Regions from separate parts of the Homo sapiens genome. Here region 2 is linked to region 1. The links are chromatin contacts, found by Hi-C or POLR2A ChIA-PET in ENCODE. All regions are on one chromosome and are shown on one strand. Each heading gives the region's core, a stretch centred on a gene start or an enhancer-like site at or near the end of the contact. The rest is flanking DNA. Distances are from core to core; before and after follow the strand shown. Region 1 holds the start of PLOD1 (procollagen-lysine,2-oxoglutarate 5-dioxygenase 1). Region 2 overlaps TNFRSF8 (TNF receptor superfamily member 8).

Region 1 (2,736 bases), core at 223-2,722:
CCCTGGACAGTCACTTCACCTGTCTGGGCCTCAGTTTCCTCAAGTATAAACTGCAGAGAGGGCCAGGTGTGGTGGCTCACGCCTGTAATCCCAACACTTTGGGAGACCAAGGTGGGCTGATCACCTGAGGTCAAGAGTTCAAGACCAGCCTGGCCAACATGGTGAAACCCCATCTCCACCAAAAATACAAAAATTAGCTGGGCATGGTGGCACATGTCTGTGATCCCACCTACCTGGGAGGCTGAGGTACAGGAGTCGCTTGAACCGGCCGGGCGCGATGGCTCACGCCTGTAATCCAAACATTTTGGGAGGCTGAGGCCAGCGGATCAAGAGGTCAGAAGTTCAAGACCAGCCTGGCCAGCATGGTGAAACCCCATCTCAACTAAAAATACAAAAATTAGCTAGGCATGGTGGCACGTGCCTGTAATCCCAGCTACTTGGGAGGCCGAGGCAGGAGAAACACTTGAACCTGGGAGGTGGAGGTTGCAGTGAGCTGAGATTGTGCCACTGCATTCCAGCCTGGGCGACAGAGCGAGACTCCATCTCAAAAAAAAAAAAAAGAATTGCTTTTACCTGGGAGGCAGAGGTTGCAGTAAGCCGAGATCGCATACTGCGTTCCAGCCTGGGCGACAGAGCAAGACTCTGTCTCAAAAATAAATAAATAACTAAATAAATAATACATTAAGTAAAATAAAAAAAATAAACTGCAGAGAGGAAGACCACCCTGGCAGGGGCTAAGCAGACCACAGGGGACATGGATGAAAGCACAAACTTATCCACAAAGTGAGCCACACCTTCTACCCCCATTCCTCCCCTGTCCCCCTCAAGACCCCTCATTCCCATGGTCATGAGGCCTCCTGGCTCTGGAACCAGACACCTGGGTGGGTGGGGTAAATCCTGGTTCCAAGGCCCACAAGTTGTATGATCTTGGGCAAGTGAATGAACTCTGGAGCCTCAGTTTGCCCAGCTGGAAAACGGGGATAATAGAAGGAAACACTTACCAGGGTAGCAATCATGCCTAACTGATGCCTGGCCCATAGTGAGCACTGGGCAGAATAGCCATTGTCGGTTATTATTATGAAAACTATTATTATTTGAGCCTTTCTGTGCTGAATGGGACTCAGCTGTCACCCTTTCCTTCCCGAAGCAGGAACCGCAGCCCCAAGAGGGGAAGTGATTTGTTCAAGTCACCAGCGATTAAGTGGACAAGGAGCCGGAACCCAGACTCCCTCTCCAGCCCAGGCCTCCCATTCAGGTCGTTCCCAGGGAGGCAGCCCGACACCAGCCCTCCCGCCCGGATCCGCGCTCCCGCCCCCGGCCTTCGCTCCCTCACCCTCCGGCTTGGCGTCGCCCTTCGCTTCGGCCAGCAGCAGCCAGCCCAGCAGGGCCAGTAGCAGCAGGGGCCGCATGGCCGAGGTATGGGGGACGATCGGCCGACCCGGCGGCGCTCGCAGGGCTGGAAACTTCGCGACGGGGCCGCAGGTCCCGCTGCCACGCACTGGGCCCGCCCCGGGGGCGGCACCACCCCGCCCCTCCACGCCCTCCCCCGCGCCTGCCTAGTGGGGAAGGGTTTTTCTGCAGATATGCCCAAGTCCGGGCCTCTCCTTATTAGGGCAGCTCCCTCCGCCTCTCTGTGCAGCTCCCGGGGCTTCCGTCAGGCCCTGCCGTCTCCCTCCCTTCTCTGGGGGGTTCACTCCGACCAGAAAGAGGGCGGTGAGAGGAGAGAGAGGCCACGATTTCTAGACCCCAGGTTCTGGGCCAAGGCTCCATGGCATCGATAGCCACGAGCCCCTGTTTGCTCGCCTGAAAAGTGGGGCTTATGATAGCGTCTGTTCATTGGGTCTTGCACGGGTTAATGGCGTTACCTGTAGCGCACTTAGAGCAGCCCCAGGTCAAGCCCCAAGGAAGTCAGTTTTCATGATTTCATTAGTCCTTCCCAAAACCCAAGGGGTGAGGGTGGGCACGGATGCGTTCAGAGACACGGACACCCCTACGTGGCCCACCCAGGCACTGGAAATGCAGGAAGCCCGTCTCCACTCTCCCCAAAAGGCAATCACTTGATCTCCCTTTGTGTCCCTGGGAGGCAAACCTCTGAGCCAAGGAAAGTCTTGCTTCTGAGGTTTTTTTGTTTTTTGTTTTTTTTTTTTCATTTTTTTGAGACAAGGTTGCTTTCAGTTGCCCAGGCTGGAGTGCAGTGGCGTGATCACCGCTTGCTGCAGCCTCGACCTCCCGGGCTCAAGCGATCCTCCCATCTCAGCCTCCCAAGTAGGTGGGATCACAGGCCTGAGCCACCATCCCTGGCTAATTTTTCTACCTTTTTTTTGAGACAGAGTTTCACTCTTGTTGCCCAGGCTGGAGTGCAACGGCGAGATCTGGGGTCACGGCAACCTCCGCCTCCCGGGTTCAAGCAATTCTCCTGCCTCAGCCTCCCGAGTAGCTGGGATTACAGGCATGTGCCACCATGCCCAGCTAATTTTGTATTTTTAGTAGAGGTGGGGTTTCTCCATGTTGGTCAGGCTGGTCTTGAACTCCCACCCTCAGATGATCCACCCGCCTTGGCCTCCCAAAGTGCTGGGATTACAGGCTGAGCCACCACACCCTAGAGAGATTAATTGTTAAATGAGTAAACGAATCGATGAAAGTTTTTAGGGCCTCTTCACAGATACCCAAAGCCCAACAAACAACTCAACGGTCTCTAGAGTAAGGGCTCCTGGACCAGATGTCAGACAGGGGCAG
Region 2 (2,700 bases), core at 67-2,566, 210 kb before region 1:
GGAGGCCTCAGGCTGGCTGCCTGGGGTGGAGGCTGGCCCTAAAGTGCCACAAAGCTGTGCCCAGGGAGGCAGGCTGGGCTCCTCCCAGCTCAGACACTGAAGCCCAACACTCCCAGATACCTGTGGTCCTCACCCTGCCTCCCAGGGATCCCAGATACCTGTGGTCCTCCCCCTGCCTCCCAGGGCTTGGGCACTCACGCTGTTCCTTGGAGAATCCCTTCTCCAAAGCTATGGGGCTGCCCGGCCCAGCCCAGAGGGAGGAAGGCCATGGGGAGGCCCAGAAACCTTTCTTCGAATACCTAAAGGGAGCCTTGTGACAACAGTGGCATTTTTTTTTTTTTTTTTTTGAGACGGAGTCTCATTCTTGTCACCCAGGCTGGAGTGCAGTGGCACGATCTCGGCTCACTGCTGCAACCTCCACCTCCCAGGTTCAAGCGATTCTCCTGCCTCAGCCTCCTGAGTAGCTGGGATTACAGGTGCCCGCCACCACACCCGACTAATTTTTATATTTTTAGCAGAGACGGGGTTTTACCATGTTGGCCAGGCTAGTCTTGAACTCCTGACCTCAGGTGATCCACTCGCCTCGGCCTCCCAGTGTGCTGGGATTACAGGGGTGAGGCACCGCAACTGGCCGACAGTGGCTTTGAGTGTCCTCAAAGGGCAGCCTTTGGACCAGGGAGCGGCAATTACATGGAGAAAGAATTTGCCTCGAGTGATAAGGAAAATCTTCCAGCAACAAGAAGGACTGCCCCAGCAGGAAGTGGGCTCCCGGCCCCAGAAGTATCCAATCTACCAGAGACTGGCCACCTTAGTGCCTGGGGGTTCAGTGGGAATTCCTGCCCTGCTGGGAGACTCCCAAAGCCACTTCTGCTCAGGGGTTCTATTAATAACATACTCTCAATTTCGATGATCATGTCCTCAGCCTTACAGTTCTTTAAGGATTTTATGGATTTTTAGAGATTCAAAAGTTGTGTGAAGGGCCACTAGGTAAGGAAGTGCATTATTTTGTTGAAACATGTCAATCCCTCCCATCATGGGCGCCAGACTGCCCTGCCTGGCAGGCGTGTGCCTTCCAGCGTGCCTTACAGCTGCGGCTGTGGGTGATGCAGAGACACCCACTCCATCCTTGCACAAACACTGGGCAAACAGTGTCTGCCCACTTAAGCTTCTTCTGGCCAATGTCCAGGTTCTGGTGTAACCACCTCTCGCAAGGCCACGGCTTCTCCAACTTTCCCCAAAACATCTGAGCGGTTTCAGAAACTATCACTTCCTCCAGAGAGCACGTGGCTGCCCGATGAGTAAACAGCAGCCTTCCCGGGCCTGCCTCCAGGCGGTAAGTCCACGAGTCTCCAGGCTGCCCGCAACTCCAAGACTCATCCTTATCCATCACTCATTTGCATACACGTCTGAAGGCCCTAGGGAGTCAGCTGGCCAGCCGACCGGAAGTCAGGGCCACTACTCCTTAGCGTGAAATGTGAAAAACCCAAAATCCTGATGAAACCTCCAAACGGTCTTGTTTCCTATGGTCCAGAGTAAAGCAGATGCCTGGGTGAGGCCGTGGTGCCTCTCGACATCCACACCCCAAAGCGTGCAGAGCCGGAACCAGGTGGTGGGGTCGGTGCTAGTGGATTTGCAAGCAGGGCAGACCTAAGGAAGATGCTTCTTCATTTCCCAGGACAGAGTGGGTGGGGCCCACAGAGAGCGGTCAAGGACTCCAGGCAGGGCCCGAAGTTCCCCATGTTCACATGGGGAGGAAGTCCCTGGGCAAAGTAAAGCAGGTTCTCTGGGTTGGTGAGGGGCGGTCTGCAGCTGCTGAGGGCTGCAGACATCTGGGACCCGAGGCGCCTGCTGTGGCGGGGATTGGTGGGGACATTCTGAGATGAGTGACTTGATCCTGGGCCCTAGGCCCTGGGCCCACCGAGGGGGCTACAGGACAGGGAAGGTGGGCAGCACCAGGAGGGTCCCACAGTCCAGGCAGGGGCCCTCACACCAGTGCAGAGTACAGTGTGGCCGCTGCAGCAGAGACAGTGCCAGCTGACGACGCCCCATCCCTCGACTTCCCTTTTGACTCTGGAGAAACAACCACAGGCACTGGCTCCATGCCCACTGGGGGCCACATTTACAGTAACTGGGGGCATGCCGGAAGGGCCCAATGGGTGTCACCTCTGAGGTCCAGGGAGAGAGGAGAGTAGGGTTACAGGGGCCCCGGGAGCTGGCCTCACGACCTCTCCCTCGCTGGGCTGTGGGCCTGGTGGTTAAGGTCTGATGCCCAGGGCTCTGGGACCAATGCTGTTCTCGGCAGTGCCCATCCTGCCATCTGTTTGCTGCCTCAACCAACATCACTGCTGGGATCCAGTCCCCTTGGACTGTCTCTTCTGTACAAGCCCCGGATCCCCTAGGCTCTGGGTCAGGGGACAGCTAAGTTGGGGATGCAAGCAGAGACCACCAGACCCCTGCAGTGACCGGCCGGTCCACCACTAGATGCTGGAGCCTCAGTTCAGGCCAGATGGGCCTCTGCCCCCAACCTCGGTGCCAACAGTGCCATCCTGGCCTCCCAGAGGCCACCCTGCTGCCCTCCTAGCCCCAGCCCAGCCCAGGCCTCACTTTCCAGAGGCAGCTGTGGGCAAGGGGTCTTCTTTCCCTTCCTCTTCCACTGAGAGCATGACATCGCTGCAGCTGCCCAGAGGCGGTTCTGTCTCC

Evidence for each region. Hi-C counts contacts between places; a loop is a spot of excess contacts on that map. ChIA-PET counts read pairs that join two places held with the same protein, here RNA polymerase II (POLR2A). Pooled maps may share reads with other maps.
Region 2: a pooled map shows a loop between it and region 1 (2.3-fold over the local background). The contact joins the enhancer-like site here to the promoter of PLOD1 in region 1. A Hi-C loop is called at or near these places in 1 of 37 single-sample maps with no recorded cell type and 4 of 50 pooled maps. POLR2A ChIA-PET finds 5 or more read pairs at or near these places in 2 of 52 experiments (activated B cell and naive thymus-derived CD8-positive, alpha-beta T cell).

The regions. Positions count from the first base shown.
Region 1 is chr1:11,933,453-11,936,188 of GRCh38, reverse strand. It overlaps PLOD1 (procollagen-lysine,2-oxoglutarate 5-dioxygenase 1), which reads right to left and starts at 1,472. Exons shown (of 19, transcript NM_000302.4): 1 at 1,334-1,472. The coding sequence starts at 1,409. RefSeq lists a silencer at 1,194-1,663 and enhancers at 840-1,763, 1,884-1,933, 1,764-2,689.
Region 2 is chr1:12,142,432-12,145,131 of GRCh38, reverse strand. It overlaps TNFRSF8 (TNF receptor superfamily member 8), which reads right to left. Exons shown (of 15, transcript NM_001243.5): 15 at 925-2,700. The coding sequence ends at 2,601. Among named protein-coding and RNA genes, the nearest start is that of MIR7846, 23 kb to the left of the region's middle. Within about 2 kb of position 1,316, at least 23 of the 41 ENCODE cell types and tissues checked have a DNase peak (open chromatin) inside an H3K27ac peak, as active enhancers do.